Regions from separate parts of the Homo sapiens genome. Here region 2 is linked to region 1. Evidence: read pairs that join two places in POLR2A ChIA-PET (ENCODE). Cell type or tissue: CD4-positive, alpha-beta T cell. All regions are shown on one strand.

Region 1 (8,000 bases):
CCACGATGAGCTATTAATTCAAGCTCACCAGAATGGCTGAAGTTAAAGGGATGGACCATATCAAGTGGAATTGAGAACATGTAACAACTGGAAATCTCATATATTCCTGGAGGGTGTGTACATTTGTGGATCACTTTGTAAAACAGTTTGCCGTTAGTTACACTTCTAGATATTTACCCGAAAGAAATGCGTGCACGTATGCACCAATAGACATGAACAAGAATGTTCACAGAAGCTCTATCACAATAGCCCTAAACTAGAAACAGCCTAAATGTTTACCACTAAAAGAATGGGTACATTTTTCTGTGTTTATCCAAGGGTTGTGGTAGGCAGCCTTTCAGATGATTCCTGCCTCCTGGTGCTCACATCTTCATGTGGTTCCCTCCCATGTGGGCCAGGGTTCTCCTACGTGACCAGTGGCTTGTGGGCAGCAGTGATGCTGTGCCACGTGACAGGCAACGTGACATTACAGCTTCCATCTTGGGAGCTCTGTCACTCACACTCTGTCTCTTGGCTTATTTGCTCTGGGGAATCTATGTCATGAGCAGCCCTATGGAGAGGCCCAAGTAGTGAGGAACCCAAGTCTGTCAACAGGCTTGGGAGTGAGTTTGGAAGAGGCTCCTTTAGCCCCAGTTAAGTCTTCAGAGACGACAGCCTCAGGCAGCAGCTTTGCTGCAACTGCATGAGAGGACCCTGGGCCAGAGCACCCAGCTAAGCCACTCTCAGATTCCTGACTTTCAGAACGTATGTGAAATAATAAACGTTAGTCTAAAGCTGCTATGTTTTGGGGTAATACATTATGCAGCAGTGGATAAATAATGCATTAAGATTCCACAAAGTACTGGCCGGGCATGGTGGCTGATGCCTGTAATCCCAGCACTTTGGGAAGCCAAGGGGGTGGGGTGGGGGTGGGGGGTGGATCACAAAGTCAGGAGTTCGAGACCAGCCTGGCCAACATGGTGAAACCCCATCTCTACTAAAAATACAAAAATTAGCCGGGCCTGGTGGCGGGGGCCTGTAGTCCCAGCTACTCGGGAGGCTGAGGCAGGAAAAATCGCTTGAACCCGGGAGGCGGAGGTTGCAGTGAGCCAAGATCGTGCCATTGCACTCCAGCCTGGGTGACAGAGCGAGACTCCGTCTCAAAACAAAACAACAACAACAGCAACAACAACAACAAAAAGATTCTACAATTTAACAAAAACAAATGAAATGCAGTTATACATGTTGACATGGGTAAATTTTACAGATGACTCCTTGTGTTATTTCATTATCTGAAGATCAAAAAATGGGTAACAATGAAGTACAGCGTTTGGGGATGCATGCCTAGATGGTACAAAAAAAATAAATCAAGGAACTGATTATCATGAAGGTCAGGATGGTGTTTACCCTTAGGGGCAGATGGGGTGGACACTGGGAGGGGGCATGAGGAAGGCTTCTGAACTCTTGCCAATGTGCTATTTCTTGATCTGGTTGGCGGTTGTAAGGGTTTTGGAGAAATCATCAAACTGTATGTTTCTGGTTTTGCCCTTTTTCTCTGTGTGTGCTATATTTCACAATAAAATGACAGAGAATTGGAGGAGAGAACTTGGAGAAAGTACAGACTTTTTAGAGGAATTTTGTTGCAGACAGGACAAAAAACAAAACAAAAACTAGTAGTAGCTGGAAGAGAAGTGGGGTCAAGATTTTCAAGAATGAGAGAAACAACAGTTGTTTTCTGCAGAAGGAAATCACCCACTGGAAAGGGAAGGTGATAAGGCAGGAGATAGGGATTGCTAGAGCCATGCTCTGGAGTGGGTGAGGGGAATGGTCCTGGGCTGAGCTGATGCCAAGGCCCTAAGGACCTTCAGTCAGGGCTCTCCAGATAAATCGAACCGACAGGAGATTGACAGATAAACACACACACACGGATGTATATATATCTCCTATTAATAAATCTCCCTCTATTTCTCTAGATGGATAATCTATCCATATAGACATATAGATGTCCCTCTCTCTATAGATAGATAATAGATCTTTCTATCAGTAGAGACAGATTGATTGATTTTTTAAGGCACTGGCTCATGTGATTGTGGAGATTGAGTCCTAAATCTCAAGGGTAGATCAGCAAGCTGGAGACCCAGGGAAGAACTGATGCTGCAGTCTCAAAACCAAAGGCCTCCTGGAGGCGGAATTCCCTCTTCCTCAGGAAGGTCGAGCTTTCTCCTTTCTTAAAAGGAAAGGACCTTTAACTGATTGGGTGAGACCCACCCACATTATGGAGGGTAATTTACCCAATCTACTGGTTTAAATGTCTCTTTCTCTCTCTCTTTGAAGATTGGGTTTCACTCTGTCGCCCAGGCTGGCAGTGGTGTAATCTCGGCTCACTGCAGCCTCGACCTCCCGGGCTCAAGCAGTTAATAGTTTGGAACCACAGGTGGAGCCACCATGCCTGGCTAATTTTTAAAATTTTTTGTGGAGACAGTCTCATATGTTGCCCAGGCTGGTCTTGAATTCCTGGACTCAAGTAATCCTCCTGCCTCGGCCCCACCTTAAATGTTATTCTTATCTGAAAAATACATTCACAGCAACATCCAGATCAATGTTTGACCAAGTATCTGGGTACCTTGGTCTGGCCAAACTGACCAATAAAATTAGCCATCTTGAATACAGCGTTGGCTCTGACCACTCTGCCCTTAACTTGCTGGGGGACGGGCGGGGTGGGGGAAGAGCCGCGTGGGGCGTAAGCACAACCCTTGCCCTTGATTTTCACTCAGAACACCTGAGTCTGGATTCTTCCACCTCTTAGAGAACATTCCCACAGCCTTGAGGGAAGGGGAAAGAGGATGAAATCATTGTGTGAATAATGTAAACCAAGTCTTCAGACCTCGATCTTTTCATTTTGGGTTAGCTGCAAGAGCCTGAGGATGTTACTGCTGAGTGAGGAGGATGTTCACATGTATTTTTCCTACAGCTTGACAAGTCTTATATTTGAAAAGATGAGATTTCCGTATCACACAAGGTGGCTAACTGGTGGGGCCAGGAAAGCATTCAGTTCCCCAATGGCCTAATGCCTGCAGAGGGGAGTCGGCAAAGGTGTTCTCAGGAGCGACGGGGGATCTCCCCTGGGGACGTCAACCGGAGGCTTCGTTCTGCCACCAGAATTTGGTGAGCAGGTAGGTGCTCCGTGGGATTCACAGCTGGGATTGCTTTGCCTGTGAAGACACTGCACGTGGTGTCTTCGGTGGAAACGGCCACTGTCTTCTTCCTGCCCCACGAAGCCCTAGCTCCCCCGAGGACTCTGCCGTGTTCCCTTCCTCCTTCCGGTCCAGGCGCTCAGCCCCCGGAGTCCGGATTCCAGCGGCAGCAGGAGAAATGAGCGGGCGGCTTCTCCCTCTGTGGCCACCAGGGGGCGCGAGGTGGCCGACCGGGGCCCGGCCAGGCTGGTCAGGGACTGGGAGATCCGCTGCCTCTTCTTGGAGTCCCGGGCCGGCCAGTGGGGCTGGAGCGACGCTGCCGTGCCCCCGGCTCCCACAGACCCCTCGCAGCCACGTCCCGGACTCCACCACTCTGGAGCTCAGGGTGGCCTCCGGCATTCGTTGAGTCAGACCCAGAGTCCCGACCGTCTCCCTTAGACCCAGCTGTTTCTCCTTGGACTCAGACGCAAAAAAAGGGTCCCTGTCGCTTCTCTAGTTTCTAGCGCCTTGCCTCCTAAGGGGGCTCCCCAAGGCCCGACCCCCGACCCCCGTCCTGGGGGAGGGGAACAGCTGCAGTTATTGCCTCAGAGCCTCTCCTAGCCGGGGGACAGATATAACCGACCCGGGCCATCAAGCCCGACCCTCAGTAGGACGCCCCTCACACAGCCCGTGCGTTCTGGCAGAAAGAGGGTCTCCAGATCCAGCACACCCCAAAAAAGATGCCCAGTTAAATTTGCATTTCAGATAAACAACAAATGAATTTTTAGTATAAACATGTCCCATGAAGTATTTGGGATGTACTTACACTTTGAAAAAGCTTTCCTTGTTTTTCTTGAAATGCAAATTTGACTAGGTGTCCTGTATTTTTCTTCTAGCAACTCTAGCCGGGAACGGATTTAGGTGCAGGGAGGGAGGGGGAAGCTTGAGGAGAAATAAAAACATGTGGGAAGCCCTCACTATGCAAGATACTTATTTCTATTTGGTCTTTTGAAAATCTATCTATATAATTCCATTTATAAAAACCCAGCTAGCTTTTTAAAAATCCTACTTCTCTCTGTTTTGTTTCAGGTAAGATCAAGTACAACCTTGTCTGTGACTTTTTTTATTTTTATTTTTTTTAGACAGGGTCTCACTCTGTCACCCAGGCTGGAGTGCAGTGGCACCAACACAGCTCACTGCAGCCTCTACCTCCCCAGCTTAAGCAATCCTTCCACTTCAGCCTCCGGAGTAGCTGGGACCACAGGTGTGCATTACCATGCCCAGCTAATTTTAATTTTTTTTTCTAGAGACAGAGTCTCACTATGTTGCCCAGGCTGGTCTTGAACTCCTGGGCTCAAGCAATCTTCCTACCAGGGCCTCCCAAAGTGCTGGAATTACAGGCATGAGCCACCATGCCTGCCCCCTACCCCACAACTTTTTTAAAAAGTTAGCTTTCTTAACAGATTTTTAAAAGAAGTGACTGATCATTTAAGTCATGGCACGTAGCTAAAGCTGCTGCCCTTCATGTCTATAGAAAATTTTCTTCAGAGGAGCTGAATATATTTATATTAATTTCTCTTTATGGGCAAATGTATATTTTGCTATTTTTGGCAGGGATTTACTTTTTGACGGGGGTCCACACTGAATAGGAATGATTCTGTGGGGTAGACATAGGGACGTCATGATACAGGTACCACCTGTACACCACCCTGAACAAGACCTTGTTCAAGACAAGACCCTCCTGGGGACCTTAACTCCTGGGTAACCATTTCACACCCACTATCCTATGGGACACACACACATGCACACACACAACAAACATGTAATATGTTTCTATTACATTTAGATTTTGGACCAAGGGTCTCAATCCATCCTAAGGAACCCAGCCACCTATAATATTCCTAATAACACTGCCTGGCCCTGCTTGAGTTCATTGCCCTCACTCCAAAGATGGGTGGCTCAGATGCAGATGAGCTCCCCCTTGGCCCTGACCTGCCTGGGTCTCAGAGGAGAGGAGGCCAAGTGTATTCATCTGCTAGGGCTGATGTAACAAATGCCACAATCAAGGGGGCTTGGACAACAGAGCTTGATTGTCTCACTGTTCTGGAGGCAGAAGTCCACACTCAAGGTGTCAGCAGGGTTGGCTCGGTCTGAGGCTGGTGAGGGAAGGATCTGTTCCAGACTCTTCTTGGCTCTGGGATGGTTCTCGTCTCCCTGTGTCTTTGCACTTCCTCTTCCCTCTATGCGTGCCCATCTCTGTGACAAGTTGGTCCTTTTTATGAGGACACCAGTCACACTGGATCGGAGCCCACCTAATGATCTCCCTTTAACTTGTTTACCTCTGTAAAGACCCTATTTCCAAATCAGGTCACTTTCTGAAGTGCTAGGTGTTAGGATTCCAACATATATTTTTTGGGGTGGATACAGTTCAACCCTTAACACCAAGGAAACCCTGATGAATGGAGGAGGAGTTCATTGGTGCTTGACAAGGACCTTTTTCAGGATCCAGTCAGTTCCTCAGTGGACAGGCTGCTAGGCTAAGGCTTTGGCCAGGAAGGTCCTAGAACTTGGGGAGTGCTGGCCTCCTGGGAGAGTGGAGTCTGAGGCCGGCTCCGGGCTGCTGGCAGGAGGCTCACTCAGGGAGCGCCCTTCTCTCCCCACATCAGAGGCCCACTTGTCTCCTGTCACTGCAGGTGGGGACAGGACCTTCACTGGAACATTCCCCACAGATTTGCCCAACACGTGTGGCACCTGAGTTCAATGGGGAGCCAGGCATTTGTCGAGGAAAGAAACAAGGGCCCAGCATCTGGAAGATACGAGGTAAAAATGTAATACCACGTGTAGTAAATGTTCATAGTAATTTGGGTCTCATAAAGCCCTGTGTCTCCACACTGTATCCTCTTGCTCATAAAACCCTAATGTAACCCTGTGTTCTGTCATACACAATTGAAATCTGAGGATTCCAAAGAACACCCTTGCCCATTCCTTTCTGAAGGAGCGTTGTCCCTGAAGAGTTTCAAATTCAGACTTGGGTCACCTATCATCCTCTTAAGATTGTAATGTTCTAATTAGTAACAGGAAATCTCTCAAGCAAGTGAGAAAATCCCTTTTCCTCCATTCGTTTGAAAAGAAAAAAGAATCCAGGCAATCATTCTGTAATTTCCGGAGAACCGTCACCTTTCCAGTAGCTGCTAAGGCCAAGGTGAAAACAAGCTAACAGTAGATGCCATCTCCTCCTAGTGCCGGGCCCCGGAGCGTCTCTAGGCTCCAGTGATGTTAACTGGTGGTCGGGGCCTCTGGGTCCCACTGCATTAGGACAGACTGTTTGACCTCTAAGCCTAATTTCAGATGATCCTTTTTGCTGATGTGAACTCCTTTGTGTTACTATGTTGGGGATGAGATTTTTTTTTTGTTTTCTAGCTCTGTCGCCCGGGCTGGAGTGCAGTGGTGCATTCTTGGCTCATTGCAACCTCTGCCTCCTGGGTTCAAGCGATTCTCCTGCCTCAGCTTCCCAAGTAGCTGGGATTATAGGCGTGTGCCACATGCCCGGCTAATTTTTTGTACTTTTAATAGAGATGGGGTTTCACCATGTTAGCCAGGCTGGTCTTGAACTCCTGACCTCAAATGATCTGCCTGCCTCAGCCTCCCAAAATGCTGGGGTTACAGGTGTGAGCCACCATGCCAGGCCTTTTTTTTTTTTTTTTTTAATATACATATTTAAAATTAAACATTTTGTTGTTGTTGTTGAGTCGTAGTCTTACTATATTGCCTAGGCTGGTCTCCAGCTCCTGGCCTCAAGCAATCCTCTCAGCTTGGCCTCCCAAAGTGTTGGGATTACAGGTGTGAGCCACCATGCCCAGCCAGGGATATGATTTCTTAGTCTCCCTAAAATATATAATGAGTGTTAGAGGTACAGAATTTGATATGAGGACAAATGAGGTGGAGAATTGACTGCAGTGAGGGAAAGCTGTACCCCTTCCCCACTGGGACTATAGGCTCACTGTGACCTCGAACTCTTGGCCTCAAGTGATCCTCCTGCCTCAGCCTCCCAAGTAGCTGGGACTACAGGCCTGTGCTACCACGTTCAGCAAATTTTAAAAATATTATGTAGAGACAGGATCTCATTCTGTTGCCTAGGCTGATCTCCAACTCCTGGCCTCAAGTGATCCTCCAGCCTCGGCCTTCCAGCGTGTTGGGATTACAGGCATAAGTCACTGTGCCCAGTGGCAGATGATTTGAATCATTGACTTCTTGATACATTGTGAGCTCATTAGTAATTTTTTCTTAATACATTTAAGGTAAAAAGAGATTGTGATAGAAGACCATTCTACTTCTGTACTTGAGGACCAGCGCCCTTTTTTCTGCCTTCCGTCCTTGGCACTCTCCCTCCACAACAAATATCCCATCGAGTTTTCTTGCTGTCAGACTCATCGTCTCCCTTTCTCTTCCTTACACAAATTCATGTCTGTTTCCCATCATTTAATAGCTTTGTTGCATGGTTTACATTTTATTTTTAAATTCTCCTCTGTCTAGCATCTAGCTTTTCTTTTGCAAGCACATACTCATTTTGTTCTGTCTTTTCATACTGTATCCTTGATGATTTCTCCCACCCAATCTGCCATCATTATTTTTCTCTTTGCCTTTAAACTTTAAAAACATTTCCCCATTGTTTTTGCTTTGTTTTGCTTCTCTCTCTCTCTCTCTCTCTCTTCCTCTCAGTGGTGGAGAAAGCACAGTGCATTTTCCCAAAGCTGGCTAACAGTACATTGCCAGCAGCACTGGCCAACCTTCCCATCTCTTTATTAGGGTCTCCCTAATTCTGTGAACACCAGTGTGTGGCAAAGTCCC
Region 2 (8,000 bases), 140 kb after region 1:
TCAACAAATTATTACACTAATTTCATTACAATTGTGATGATTGCTGTCAGGGAGAAGTGTGGATGCTGTGGGAGAATCAGATGGGGAGGGAGTGGCTGAGCCTACCCTTCGGAGTCTGGAAAGGCTTCCCAGAGAAGGGGCAGTGGAGCTGGCTGGAATAAGCAGGAGGAAAGACAACCAGGGAGGGTCAGTAGGGAGGAGGGATGGCTGGAGGCTTCCCAGCAGAGGTAACAGTGCTTGCTAGGAGGTCACAGTGTCTTCTGGTGGCCAAGAAGGAATCTCGCTCAGCTCAGCTTGACTTCAAGCCCATGGTCTCTCCTTGTTTCTAGAGACATGCTCTCTCCTCACACAGGCAGGCCAGCTGGTCTCAAATAATTGAAAAGAAAAATCTGATTAAACTCTAAGGATTGAGTGGGCTCTCTTCCCTCTCATCTCTCTCACCACATGGCATCTTGAAAACTCTGGATAGAGTGAGTGATGCTTGCCTATAATCCCAGCTACTCGGGAGGCTGAGGCAGGAGAATCACTTGAACCTGGGAGGCGGAGGTTGCAGTGAGCCGAGATCACCCCACTGCACTCCAGCCTGGGCAACAGATAGAAATAATGAAAAACAGCACTGTTTCAAGCCATGTGATTTTGCCATAATCGTGGGCTAATCTGGGCATGTCACACATTTGATATGGCATTGTATCTAGAAAGGATGCATCTAGTGGGAGCAGGTCACTTGGAGATGCTGAGAACAGATCTCCCTCCCCTTCCCCTTGCCAGCCCCGGTCCTCCCAACCCAGTTCCAGGTGCCAGAAACCAAGAGGGCCTGGGCAGCTCACAGGCAGCCTGAGGACACAGGGGTCCCTGTCGGAGACAATGACCTTCCTGTCTTTAAGATTCTTATGGTCAGGCTCCAGCCCTGAGACACATTCTCTTGATTCTTAAAATATTCTTAAGAAGCAGCAAATAATATTCACAATTTATAGATGAAGACAATGAGGTCCGTAGAGAATGATCAGAGCCCAGGAGGGACGGGAAGCCTGGCTGTGGCTGCACTCGGTGTGTTTTGCATGTGGACACACTGATGCAGCCTTCAGCTGTGGGAGGAAGTGACTCCCTTAGTGGGAACAGCCTGAGGTGGGAGGGGTTACACAGTGTCATAAGGGGCTGGCAGGGGCTTAGAGATCAAGCCCTTTTATTTTACAACAGAGAAGCAGAGAGTCGATCACATGGCTGGTGGGTGGCAGGGGTTTCTGACTCCCAGCTCACTGCTAATTCCGCTCCTCCACATGACTCTGTTGTTAGCTAAAGAGTTTCTCCTGAATTATGAATGAGTGAAAGGAAATTATGTACGTATGGATGTGCTCATGGGCATGTGTAAGGCAGAGGGAGATTCACAGAGAGTGTGCAAGTACCTGTGCTGTGAGAATCAGGATTGCTTTGAAACACTGACTCATAGTCATCCTAGCTCTGGTAAATGTGAGTTCAGCTTTAGAAACAAGCATATTTAATCCATTCATAACTAGGTTTCACTTTTCACATGCCTCTGGCAGGGAATGACAAGACCAAGCACGATGTCCTCATTGGAGAACTCTGCCTGCTCACAAAGGTGTCTGGCCAGTGCTTCTTGGCATGCTCTGTCTGCTTAGGAGCAAGACTTTTCCACATCCATCATGTCTTACTGTTGATCTATCACATCTGCCTGCTGCAGCTGCACCAGGCTCCACCCATCTGTCTTCCTGACACCTTCGCTGCAGCTGGAGAGGGAGTGGCTAGTGTATTTATTATTTTTGTGAGCACAGACCACTGTGAGGCTCTGCAAACCTGCCACTGGAAAGCTCCATTTTTCTTCCTTTCTAAAGCGAATCTATGTGCTTTGGATCAGGAGCAGCTCCCGAGGTGTGACTTAGGCTGCCTGCTGCCCTCTGTCTTGTATGACTAAAAGGCCCCCTAAGAAACACGCCCGAGCCAGGCCCCTGCTGCCTCTGCTCCATCCTGGAAAAGTGAAAAGTGCCCACAGCAAGCCCTAGGTACCAGGAACAGAGCCCACTTTGCCATCTCAGTTATCTCTTTCCCTCCACAGCAATCGTCCTGAGAGCCTCCTCCTTAAAGACAAACCAGCCACCTGGCTCAGCCCTTCAACACTGTAGTTGAAGGGAAAGTGTTTCCCTGACCTAGCTCAAAGGACTCTAGGTTCCTGTGAATGATGCTGTTAATTGGTCTGGGTTTTCCCCCCTTCCTGTCAAATGCAGGAAATTAGATTTGACCTCTGCTCTGATCACTCTAAAATTATTCTTGGCACTAAAGACTTCCAGCCTTTGTAATCAGAGCATCTATTTTCACCCTGATTAACGCCAATGTTCTGATGGGGCAGGATCCAAAGGCAATGTGATTTCCGTGATTCCTCGTCCCCATGTTGAGTGCAGATGTCTTTAAATGGAGTGAAATCATCTTTAATAAGTGTGGATCGGCATTCAGATGGCTCCAGGGTGCATTAACAGATTCCCAGAAAAATGCCCCGTGCCAAACCACCTTATGGGACCCTTCCAGGTCCCACAAGGAAGAGGCAGGGAAGATCTCAAAGTCAATCCAATTCTCAGCCAAACCATTATGTGTTTAGGACAGACGCAGAAATGTGATGCTGTATTCTCCTCAGTGCTAATGGAGCAGCATGCACGTCTCAGGCACATTAAAAGGAGGAAGGAGACAGAGACAGCAGAAAGCCACTGTGCCCCGAGATCTAAAGAAGGGAAATAAAGTGAAGGCTTCTCAACTTCTAACTAGAATTCTTCTGTAGGAAAGCCGCTTCATTGTTCAGAGCCTTGTCTTTTTTCTAGCCTTAAAATAGAAGTAAAGATTACACACACAGGCTTTTGTATAAGTTACCGAGACTGTGTCTGCAGAGTATATTGATTCATCTCACATTTATCAAGTCCTATTTATAAACACAGTCATGCATCACTCAATGGGATACATTCTGGGAAATGCATCCTTAGGTCATTTCAATGTTGTGTGAAAATCATAGGTTGTACTTGCACAAACCTAGATGGTATAGTCTACTACACACCTAGGCGGTGTGGTACAGCCTATTGCTTTTAGGCTACAAACCTGTACAGCATGTTACTGTACTGAATACTGGAGAAAATTGCAACACAAATCACTAGGCGATAGGAACTAGAATCATTATCATCTTATGGGACCACCGTCCTTAGGCGGTGCATGACTGTATATGTACTCTGAGCCATGGAGGAGTCAATGATTATAACCCCTGTCATGAGAGGATCACATTTGTATTTTTCACCAAACGCTTCACCTAGCACCTGGTACAGAAAAGGTGCTCAATCAATGTTTGTTTTTATAGAGCAGGCAGTTAAGACTCAGGTTTTGGTTGGTCCTAGCCAGCAGAGACTTCCTGGGCACAGTGTGCCAGGGGCTCTTCTCACATCTGAGGACAGAGCTGTGAACAAGATCATGCCACTGCACTGCAGCCTGGGTGACAAAGCGGGACTTCATCTCAAAAAAAAAAAAAGAGTTTGTGCAGGGACACCAGGGAAACCATGCTGGGAGGTTTGGGATCCATTTCAAGCAGATGGGACTTTGCTCTGTAGTAACTGTAAACCAGACATTTCTGAACAGGGGAGTGAGCTGGTGGCCCTGGGATTTAGGAAAACAAATCTACTGGCCATTTATGGAATGACATCATCATAATAAGAAGAACAGCAACTACCTAATGAGTAATCCTGTTTAATGCTTTACAACATTATGCCATTTAATTCTTGCAACAGCTCAACGAGGTGTTTTATAGAGTGAGTGGGAGGCATGATCTCGGCTCAATGCAACCTCCACCTCCCAGGTTCAAGCGATTCTCGAGCCTCAGCCTCCCGAGTAGCTGGGATTACAGGCATGTGCCGCCACACCCAGCTAATTTTTGTATTTTTAGTAGGGACGGGGTTTCACCATATTGACTGGGCTGGTCTTGAACTCCTGACCTCAGATGATCCGCCCACCTCTGCCTCCCAAAGTGCTGGGATTACAGGTGTGAGCCACTGCGTCTGGCCCCTACACAAACTCTTTAATTAATCAGCTCTTGCCATGCTTTTGTCCGCTTCACCTCCTCACATACAATGCTGTTCTCATTCTTCTTTTTCTAGCTAAATTGTCTCCATCCCTCACCCAATGCCAGGCCCTATCAAATAAAAATCCAACCACAGGAGGCATTTGGGTTGTAATAGCAATATCAGATTGACTTCGTTTCTTGATTCTGAATCTTGGACCTAGTTGTGGCTGGGAATTCTACAGTGTGTCTTGTTAAATGCCCAAGTCAGGAAGCTTTTGTTATCCAAAACCTCTTTATAGCTCTTGGTGATTATATCTTGGATGAGAGACAAGGAAGAGCTCTCAAACTTAGCTCTCATCCTTAGGAAATAAAAATCTAACTAGAGGTTATAGAGAAGTTCATAAATAATTGTACTACAAAGTGGAATGTGAAAGCACCTTAAGAGATAGATGAACAAATAAAGATGTAGGAATAAAGGGGTAGGAAGCCGGGTGCTGTGGCTCATACCTGTAAACCCAGCACTTTGGGAGGCCAAGATGGGTGGATCACCTGAGGTCAGGAGTTCCCAACCAGCCTGACCAACATGGTGAAACCCCATCTCTACTAAAATACAGGAATTAGCTGGGCGTGATGGTGGGCGCCTGTAATCTCAGATACTTGGAAGGCTGAGGCAGGAGAATCACTTGAACCCGGAAGGTGGAGGTTGTAGTGAGCAGAAATCAGGCCACTGCACTCCAGCCTGCGCAACAAGAGTGAAACTCTGTCTCGAAAAATAAATAAATAAAATACAATAAAATAAAGGGGTAGGAAGGTGACATGCAGGCTGCAGGAAGCACAGAACATTTCTGTTCACGAAGGCATCAGGTGGAACATGAGTGGGAAGGAGAGAGGGTGAATGCCTTCTAGGTTGAAGTCAAAGCACCAGCCACAGGCAGAGGAAGGAAGCTGGGGAGACATTCGGTCGGTCACAACAAGTGTACCCAGACAGACAGGTGGTGCACAGGAGAGCAGGGATGTGGGGAAGGTAGGGAGGCTCCCGCCCTTGGCGGAGCACCTGACATAGGTCAGCCTCGGGGCAGGGCACTATCCCATTTCCATCCTTACACCTGCCCCTCCAGGTAGAAAGCACTGCCATTTCACACATGATGAGCTACATCCTGGTCCAATCACCAGCAAGGGGCAGCTCCAGGATCTGTCCCTAGGTCTCTCTGGCACCAGAGCTCTTCTCCCCCTCCATTAAGAAGGAAAAATATTATTAAGACCAAGAGAGCCCTTGACCTTGAGGTAGAATGAGGACTCAGTGTGTTGGTAAGGGAGACCCATTGGGAGATGGGTCTTAGGGAGAATGTGAGGCAGTGGCAGTTGTAGGCAGTAGGAAGAAAAGGACATGGCCCAAAAATACCCATTAGGAACCCATGGCAGGGGGTTAGGTGGCAGGCTCTGGGGCTGGGGCAGCAGGGGTGGAAGGGCATCAGCATCAGAGGCATTCTCCCAAGAGCTTCAGAATAATTAAATGTGGGAAACACAAAAAGGGGAGGACAAAGAGGTAGGTTCCTAAAATGGGGGAGATAGGAAGAGGAGCTGGCTCTAGGGAAAGAGGATGAATTAGTTTGGGACATACACACACAAAAAATCAACCCTAAATATTGCCGGCCATTGAACTCATTGCTGTCTTCCTCCTTCACTGTCCTGAGCCTTTTCACCTGCTGCATGGGAAATGCCCTATGCAACCATTTCCCAGGAAGCAGCTATGGACCAGATATAGGTTAGGCCCTTTGCGGTCAGGGAGTTCACAGTGCAGTGGGGGAGACCCGGGCAAATGCTCTGACAGCCCCAGAGGGCCGTGCAAGGACTCAATGTGTACCTGGGGCAGTGAGTGAGGGGACATCTTCTTTCTGCATGTGTGACCAGGGATGGCTCTGAAGATGCTGAGGCACACTTGCATTCTGCAGATACCGTGGAGAAGAACGAAAAGCCACCTCAATTCTACCATGCCTCTATCCTCTCAATGTGAAGGCCATGGAGGCAGAAAGGACCCCAAGTCACTGGCCTCACTGACGCGATGAGGCTCATTTGGGCACTCATCTTAGCACACTTGCCCTGGTCACCAAGTACCCAGGCTCAGGAGGCCCTGGGCCTGCCGAGAAAGAACTGAGCAGGAGAGTCTTGAAAACTCCAACGAGGGTGGGAATTCCAGCCTGTTGAAGGGAATCCACTGTCTAGTGCTTCCTCTCCTGGGAGAGCAGAGAGCTTTGGCATACATGGGGAGGGTAATATATCTAGGAGTGGCCTTCTGCACTCTGGGCTGCTGATAGAGCTGCCACTCACAGCCTTTCCCTATGACAGGAGGTCACTTGGGCCAGGTCCTTGGACTCATGGGCACTGAGGATCCCCCTTCCAGGCTAGGTGGGGGCAGGCAGCACCAGGTAGGTGCAAGGCCCTGTCCCACTGGCTCATGGTCTCCCTCTCTGTGCCCCATCCAGCCTCAAGCCCTTCTCAGGATGCGCAGGATGCCAGGCGGCCACGGAGCAGGAACCCCTCCGCCTGGACTGTGGAGGACGTGGTGTGGTTTGTGAAGGACGCCGACCCACAGGCTCTGGGGCCTCACGTGGAGCTCTTCAGAAAGCACGTATGCGAGTGGTGGGTTTGACCTTGGGGGGGATTGAGGGAGCAGGCACAGAAGGAGAGTGAGGTCCAGGGAGCTGCGGGATGCTGCCAGGGGAGGTGGTGGAGGGGTGCTCTAAACTAAGCCCTAGGGGCACCCTCAAGGGAGCCAGAGATGAGAGGGACAGGTACAACCACAGGCTCCTCAGAGCAGAGTGACCACTTAATTTGTTTTTAAAGGAATATTTGCCCTATCTCTTCTCTCATGTTGGCCTTCGTCAGGAGTGCCTGTTTCCTGCCCATCCAGCCGTCTGTGAATGCAACAAACATTCACAGCACACCAACGACATGCCAGGCAAACCGCAGTAGCACCTGTTCCTAAACCACTTCGAGGATTAAATAAGAAAATGCACAAAAGGTGTTCAGCACGGTTCCTGACTCGGATAGCCTTCACTGAGCAGATAGCATTATAATGATTTTGAGATATGCTAAAATATAGAGATGGTAATTTTTTTAAAGATAAGAATCAATAATTTACCTGCCAGGCTTACTATATGCATTTTGTTTTTGTTTGTTTTTGTTTGAGACGGAGTCTCATTCTGTCGCCCAGGCTGGAATGCAGTAGTGCGATCTCAATCTCGGCTCACTGCAGCCTCTGCCTTCCCAGTTCAAGCAATTCTTGTGCCTCAGCCCACCCGAGCAGCTGGGATTACAGGCACCCACCACCACGCCCAGCTAATTTTTATATTTTTAGTAGAGACTGGGTTTCACCATGTTGGCCAGGCTGGTCTCATCCCAAAGTGCTGGGATGACAGGTGTGAGCCACCGCGCATGGCACTGTACTCATTTTATATTGTGCTGTAACAGATTACCACCAACGTAGTTGCCTCACACAATATACATTCTCTGTCTTACCACTCTGGGGATCAGGAGCCTGGCATGGGTCTCAGTGGGCTCAGCCAGCAAGGCTGCCTTTCCTTCTGGAGGTTCTAGGGAGAATCCGCTTGGTTGTCTTTTCTGGCTTCTAGATCCACCATCAGTCCTTGGCTCCTGTCCCCCTGCCATCATCTTTAAAGCCTGTAACATCAAGCTGAGGCCTGTTCGGCTGCTCGGGCTGCCATCCCTGGTTCTCACTGCTGATGTCCTCTTCCACGTTTAAGGAGCTTTGTGATTACACAGCCGCCACTCCCCCCACCCACCTGGCCCCATAATCCGGGATAATCTCCCTACTTTAAAGTCAGCTGATTAGCAAGCTTAATCCCATCTGCAACCTTAATTCCCCTTCACCGTGTAACTTGACATTCACAGGTTTGGGGACTAGAATCCAGACGTCGTGCATGGAGGGGAAGGA

The links. Peaks named below come from ENCODE experiments on the same cell type or tissue, not always from the same donor. Only the 100,000 strongest peaks of a DNase experiment are listed, where the experiment ranks them.
Region 2: POLR2A ChIA-PET joins it to region 1 with 10 read pairs; 6 of 35 experiments call an interaction of 5 or more read pairs at or near these places.

Annotation. Positions count from the first base shown.
Region 1 is chr6:107,843,794-107,851,793 of GRCh38, reverse strand. It overlaps a transcript of SCML4 not described here. Among named protein-coding and RNA genes, the nearest start is that of SCML4, 23 kb to the right of the region's middle. RefSeq lists silencers at 3,444-3,543, 3,315-3,609. In CD4-positive, alpha-beta T cell, a CTCF peak has its summit at 3,394 (motif pointing right); a DNase peak (open chromatin) is centred at 3,373; H3K4me3 peaks cover 1,118 bases.
Region 2 is chr6:107,706,540-107,714,539 of GRCh38, reverse strand. SCML4 (Scm polycomb group protein like 4) reads left to right here. Exons shown (of 8, transcript NM_198081.5): 7 at 6,529-6,674. Among named protein-coding and RNA genes, the nearest start is that of SCML4, 110 kb to the left of the region's middle. RefSeq lists a silencer at 1,031-1,140. In CD4-positive, alpha-beta T cell, no CTCF peak of the experiment used is centred here; DNase peaks (open chromatin) are centred at 1,119, 1,432, 1,699 and 4,999; H3K4me3 peaks cover 304 bases; H3K27ac peaks cover 424 bases.